Regions from separate parts of the Homo sapiens genome. Here region 2 is linked to region 1. Evidence: read pairs that join two places in POLR2A ChIA-PET (ENCODE). Cell type or tissue: K562. All regions are shown on one strand. Links, peaks and the distances in the headings refer to the core of each region. The heading gives the core; the rest is flanking DNA. Region 1 overlaps LOC124904783 (a long non-coding RNA gene). Region 2 holds the start of ZNF329 (zinc finger protein 329).

Region 1 (2,813 bases), core at 238-2,737:
ATAGACTCTAGATGGCTCAACTCAAGACCACTGCTGGGGCTGGGTGCAGTGGCTCACGCCTGTAATCCCAGCACTTTAGGAGGCTGAGGCGGGCGGATCACGAGGTCAGGATATTGAAACCATCCCGGCTAACACGGTGAAGCCCCGTCTCTACTAAAAATACAAAAAATTAGCCAGGCGTGGTGGTGGGCATCTGTAGTCCCAGCTACTTGGGAGGCTGAGGCAGGAGAATGGCATGAACCCAGGAGGCGGAGCTTGCAGTGAGCCGAGATCGCACCACTGCACTCCAGCCTGGGTGACAGAACGAGACTCTGTCTCAAAAAAAAAAAAAAAAGAAAAAAAAAAAGACCATTGCTGGGTGTGTAAGTGGGTAGGAAAACCAAGATTGAAAGAAGGAAGATCTAGCATTTCAGGGACATGGCTTTGCAACTTAGCCAGTGTTCCTGGTGAATCATGTGGAAATAGCTTTCTTGGTTGCCACTTTTTGCTGTCACTGAGGCAGGGCTGCTCCTGAAGCAAGAGGCAAGAGAGGATAGAGTCTATATAGGGTTGCCTATAGGATTTGTCTGTGTTTTCCCAGTTTTCTTTTTTGTTTTGAGACAGGGTCTCTCTCTGTCAACCCAGGATAGAATGCAGTGGCACTATGATAGCTTACTGTAACCTTGAACTCTTGGGCTCAAGTAATCCTCAGCCTCCTAAGTAGCTGCGATTACAGGCATGTGCCATCACACCTGGCTAACTTTTTTGTTTGTTTTTGTTTTTGGAGATGGAGTCTCACTGTATTGCTCAAGCTGGTCTTGAACTCCTGGCTTCAAGTGATCCCAAAGCACTGGGATTACAGGCATGAGCCAGCATGCCTGGCTGGTTTTCCTAATTTCTTAAAATGAACTGTCATTTATTTGTGAACTCTCTTCTTGTATAATAATATAGGCTATAAATTTCCCTGTAAGTACTGCTTTAGCAGTATCCCCCAAATTTTGATATAGTGTGCACTTGTTTTGTGTGAGATGGAATTAGTTTAAAATTGGACTGGAAAAGCTCTAGTTTTGTCTGTAGGGACTTTAGGTATCTCATTTTGACATTTAAATGCAGTGAGCTTTATTATTATTGTTTAACATCTGGAAGATCCCATGACAATATGGAGGGCAAGTTTGACTGCTGATGGTTTCTGGTTGGCATACATGATTAGGTAGGCACTCTGGCTCAACTGTGTTACCCCAGAAGGGTATAAAATCCCTGCTGGGATCCTCTGACTTGAGCTCTCCTGAAGCCAGCATTTCTCTCTCAGATATTGGTGGCTTGATCTGGAAGTGAATCATATCAGTGTATGAATGGGAGTCTGGAAAACTGCCTGGATTTGTGTCTGACATAGCATATGGGCACGCATTCTTTCTCTTGCTGCACCATATCCTTTGCCTTAACAAAACCTCACGCGAGTATTCTCTGTGGAGTTTTGTGAGTATTTTCAATTACATTTTTGAAATTTTTTCATTTGGTGATGAAAATGGGATATTTGCTATGATCTCTGAGTCCATTTTAAATAATAATGGCTAAGGAGTTATTGGGCAGAATGAAATATGGTAGAGGCTGGTGAGGAAGATTTTTTGTGAATAGGTTGGCTTCCAGTCCTTGGATTGAGATTGCACAAGTTATGTGATTCACTCACAAACAGGAGGAAGAATATAAGTAGGACCTGGAGTCTGTGGGTCGGAGGGGATAACTAAATGTCCTGCAAAACACCCAAACACCTCCCATTAGGCCCACCTCCAACACTGGAGGTCACATTTCAACATGAGATTTGGAAGGGACACACATCTAAACTATACCAGCTGTAGATTCTAGCCTGTAGTTAAGTACACTACCATACCTTTTCCTAACTCCATCCTGCAGACCCAGCTAATTGATGTCATGGTAAAAGGGGAGGCAACATGATATGAGGCTTGATGTTATGGACCTCCTTATTGAGCTGTCTTGAATAAGACTTAATACTGGAGGGGGAGGGAAAAGTAAGAATCATTCAGAAGAAAAGTAACTAAAAATAAAAGAGATGAGATAGCCTGGCGCGGTGGCTCATGCCTGTAATCCCAGCACTTTGGGAGGGTGAGGTGGGCAGATCACCTGAGGTCAGGAGTTGGAGACCAGCCTGACCAACATGGTAAAACCCCATCTCTACTAAAAATACAAAAAAATTAGCCGAGCATTGTGGCGCGTGCCTGTAATCCTAGCTACTCAGGAGGCTGAGGCAGGAGAATTGCTTGAACCTAGGAGGCAGAGGTTGCGATGAGCCGAGATTGCACCATTGCATTCCAGCCTGGGCAACAAGAGTGAAATTCCATCTCAAAATAAATAAATAAATACATACATAAATAAATAAAAAGAGATGGAAGAAACCTCAGGAAAACAGAATTGGATAAAAATGTTTAGATGGTTGATCAAAAATGACCTTAAACAAGAAAGGAAGATGGAGTAGTTACTAAAAATATTGAATCCCTGTAAAAATAACTGGTCTACTGAAAGATCTGGAACTAATTAATTCACCCTAGTCTTGATAATTTTTCAAAATGTCAAAATTATAAAAAGGTGACAAGTATAATCTCTTCAGAGCCTGCTCTGATTATAACCAGGGAGAGAAATGGGGAGTATTATGACTGAATGATGATGTCAATTGAAGAAAATGACAAGACAAGTCTCAATCATTTTGGAGACTTATTTGCCAAAGTTAACGACCCACCCGGGAGACAAGTCTATGCTTTTCTCTGAAGATGATTTTTAGGGCTCCAAATTTAAAGAGGAAAGGGTGGGATATTGAGAAG
Region 2 (2,813 bases), core at 194-2,693, 430 kb before region 1:
GCCCAGCCAATTTTTATATTTTTAGAGATGGGGTTTCACCATGTTGGCCAGGCTCATCTTGAACTCCTGACCTCAGGTGATCCCCCCAGCCCGGCTTCCCAAAGAGTTGGAATTACAGGCATGAGCCACTGTGCCTGGTCTGATACGGCCTTCATGGAGAAATTAAAAAAATACTTTCCATTCAGGAATAATATGTCAGTGTGTTCTGAACTTAACTTCAGGTCTGTTAATGAGGTTTTTGTATTTTCTTCATGAAGATCCTTTATTGCTTTTGCTAATTGATTTCCAAGTTGCTCCAACCATCACTATTGTGAGTGACAATTTAATCACTATTATGGCTTAGAATTTTTTTTCTAATTTTCATTTCAAAATTGTGAAGTATTTCAACCTGCGGAGAGGTTCGGAGAGTAATAGAATAATCTATAAATAATAAAGATGACACCCATGTATCATCGAGATTTTACCTGTGTTAACATGTAGTCAGATTTTCAGGTTTTGATTTGTTTTTTCCTATCAAGCATCACAGGTGTAACTGAGGTCTCCTTTGTCTCCTCCCCAACTCTTTCCCCTCAGTTGCCACTTTCTTGAGGTTGGACAATCTATCTGGTCCATGTTATTGTTACTTTACTACTTATGTATCAATCTCTGTATAACATATAGATTTTGTGTCTTTTATTTCCAGGTAAGTTGTATCATGTGGATAAGTGCACAGTTTACTTTTCGAACTGTTTTTGGAGAACTGTCTATCTTGTATATAAGTTAGTCCTTTTTTTTTTTTTTTTTTTTGAGACGAAGTCTCCCTCTTGTCCCCCAGGCTGGAGTGTGATGGTACGATCTCAGCTCACTGCAACCTCCGCCTCCCAGGTTCAAGTGATTCTCTTGCCTCAGCCTCCCGAGGAGCTGGGATTACAGGCGCCTGCCACCACGCCTAGCTAATTTTTGTATTTTTAGTGGAGACGGGGTTTCACCATGTTGGCCAGGCTGGTCTCAAACTCCTGACCTTAGGTGAGCCCAGTCCGTTTGTTTTAACCACCCCCTATTGCTCCGTTGCACATACCACAGTTTCTCTCTTCCCTGTCAGTAAATATTTAGGCTTCCCCATGCTAAAGTTTAAGAGAACCACTGAAAGAATGAAAATGTGTAGTTTTCATTTTCAACCGGCTATTGTTACTACAGAGGAAAGTTACTGGCTTTGTTTACATTTCTTAGATCTAGTCATTTTAACAAATTAGGCCTCCCAAAATGCTGGGATTACAGGCGTGAGCCACGCACCCAGTAAATAATTATATTGCCAATGAATAATGAGTGTACTTATTCTGAATTTTAACATTATTATCTCAAAAAAAGATTATAGATAAAGAAATATTTTAGGAAATTATGCAGTAAATAAAAGGAAGGCTCTATAACAAAAGAATGATAGCATCGGGTTAAAAATCAGAGGAGACCATAGGAGAAAGTAAATGCCTGCGCGTCCGCCCCGAGGCAAGTCCACGCCAGGGTAATGAATAACCCGGTACCCGCGGCCGCCCCAGCGTTGGGCGGGGGAAGCTCGGGGACTCCGCGCACGCGCACATCCTTGTCCCGGCAGCCGCGCAAGCGCAATCGCCCGGAACATGGCTGCCGCCGGCCGCCAACCGTAAGTGCCGACGCATCCCTGAGCCCTGCGCTGCCTCCGTTTCCTGCGGAGGGAAGTCTTGGCGGGTGGAGGTCCGCCGGGTCCTTGTGGGGCGGCGAGGGGCGCGTCCGCGGGTGGGTTTCACCTGGGTGGTGGGCATGTCGGGCCCGCTAGGGCGAGGGTCTGGCCAGGGGCGTAGTTCTCCTGGTGGGTGGGGACGCTCCGTGGCGATTGGGGTCACTCCTCTGAGGACGAGGTCGCTCCGGGGCTGGTCTGGACGCCCCCGCTCTTTCCTTAGCGTCACCCGTGAGTTCCGCGCTCGCATCTCTAGCCCGCCCTCCCATAGAGACTGTTTTGCCACGCCTGCTGGGTGTCCTGGTCCGTCTCCGGGGGTAACCCCCGAGTCTGCAGCTTTTCTGTCAGGTGTGAGGGGCAGTGTAGGCTTGGGTCGGCCTCCGGCTGAATTGGCGGCCGTGAGCCAGTGGGCTGAGCCGCTTCCCCTTGAGTCTCGAAGGTGTTAGATCACCTGTGTGTTTTTCCATTTGATATTTGCAAAATCATGTTTTACTGCAATTCTCAGTGAGGGCCGCATTTTTGCACGTGTTTAGTGACCATTTTGCTGTCTTTTCCCTTGGTTTAGTGGCATATTTCCTTTGTGCAGTCTTCCAGTCTCAATATTTTATGACATAAAATGTTGGTTTAGATAGAGAAGCTGAAAGACTTGTGCAGTGAACGACCCGGTTAACGTCTGCTGAACTTACTGTATCCCTTATCTTTCCTTCTGTCCATCCTTTCAGCCATTCATTAATCCACCTATTTTTGGAAACATTTCAAAGTAAGTTGCAGATATCACAACACTTCTCCCTCAAACACCTCACTATGCTTACCATGAATTAGAGTTCAGTAGTGCTTTTTTAAATTTTTTGAGCCAAAATTGACTTTCAGTGAAATGCACAGATATTCCCTGTACCATTGATGAATTTTGACAAATGCAACCTAAACCTTTATTAAAATTACCATCAGCCTGAAAAGGTCCTTTATTTTTTGCCAAGTTAAAAAATTTGGCTATAGGAACTTGGGCTTGTTGAAGTACGTTTTGAATACCCAGTTTTTGTCTGTTTTTTCTTTTTTCCCACAGCAAGTGACTTTCCTCCATTCTACTGCTTGTTTACCTCTCTCTTCACCCAACTTTTCATTT

What was found. ChIA-PET counts read pairs that join two places held together with the same protein. Peaks named below come from ENCODE experiments on the same cell type or tissue, not always from the same donor. Only the 100,000 strongest peaks of a DNase experiment are listed, where the experiment ranks them.
Region 2: POLR2A ChIA-PET joins it to region 1 with 5 read pairs; 3 of 35 experiments call an interaction of 5 or more read pairs at or near these places.

What each region holds. Positions count from the first base shown.
Region 1 is chr19:57,715,658-57,718,470 of GRCh38, reverse strand. LOC124904783 (a long non-coding RNA gene) reads right to left here. Exons shown (of 2, transcript XR_007067359.1): 2 at 1,074-1,304. Among named protein-coding and RNA genes, the nearest start is that of ZNF154, 7.9 kb to the right of the region's middle. In K562, for the core only: no CTCF peak of the experiment used is centred there; no DNase peak of the experiment used is centred there.
Region 2 is chr19:58,149,575-58,152,387 of GRCh38, reverse strand. It overlaps ZNF329 (zinc finger protein 329), which reads left to right and starts at 1,599. Exons shown (of 4, transcript NM_024620.4): 1 at 1,599-1,636. RefSeq lists an enhancer at 1,463-1,522. In K562, for the core only: no CTCF peak of the experiment used is centred there; DNase peaks (open chromatin) are centred at 1,557 and 1,907; H3K4me3 peaks cover 1,069 bases.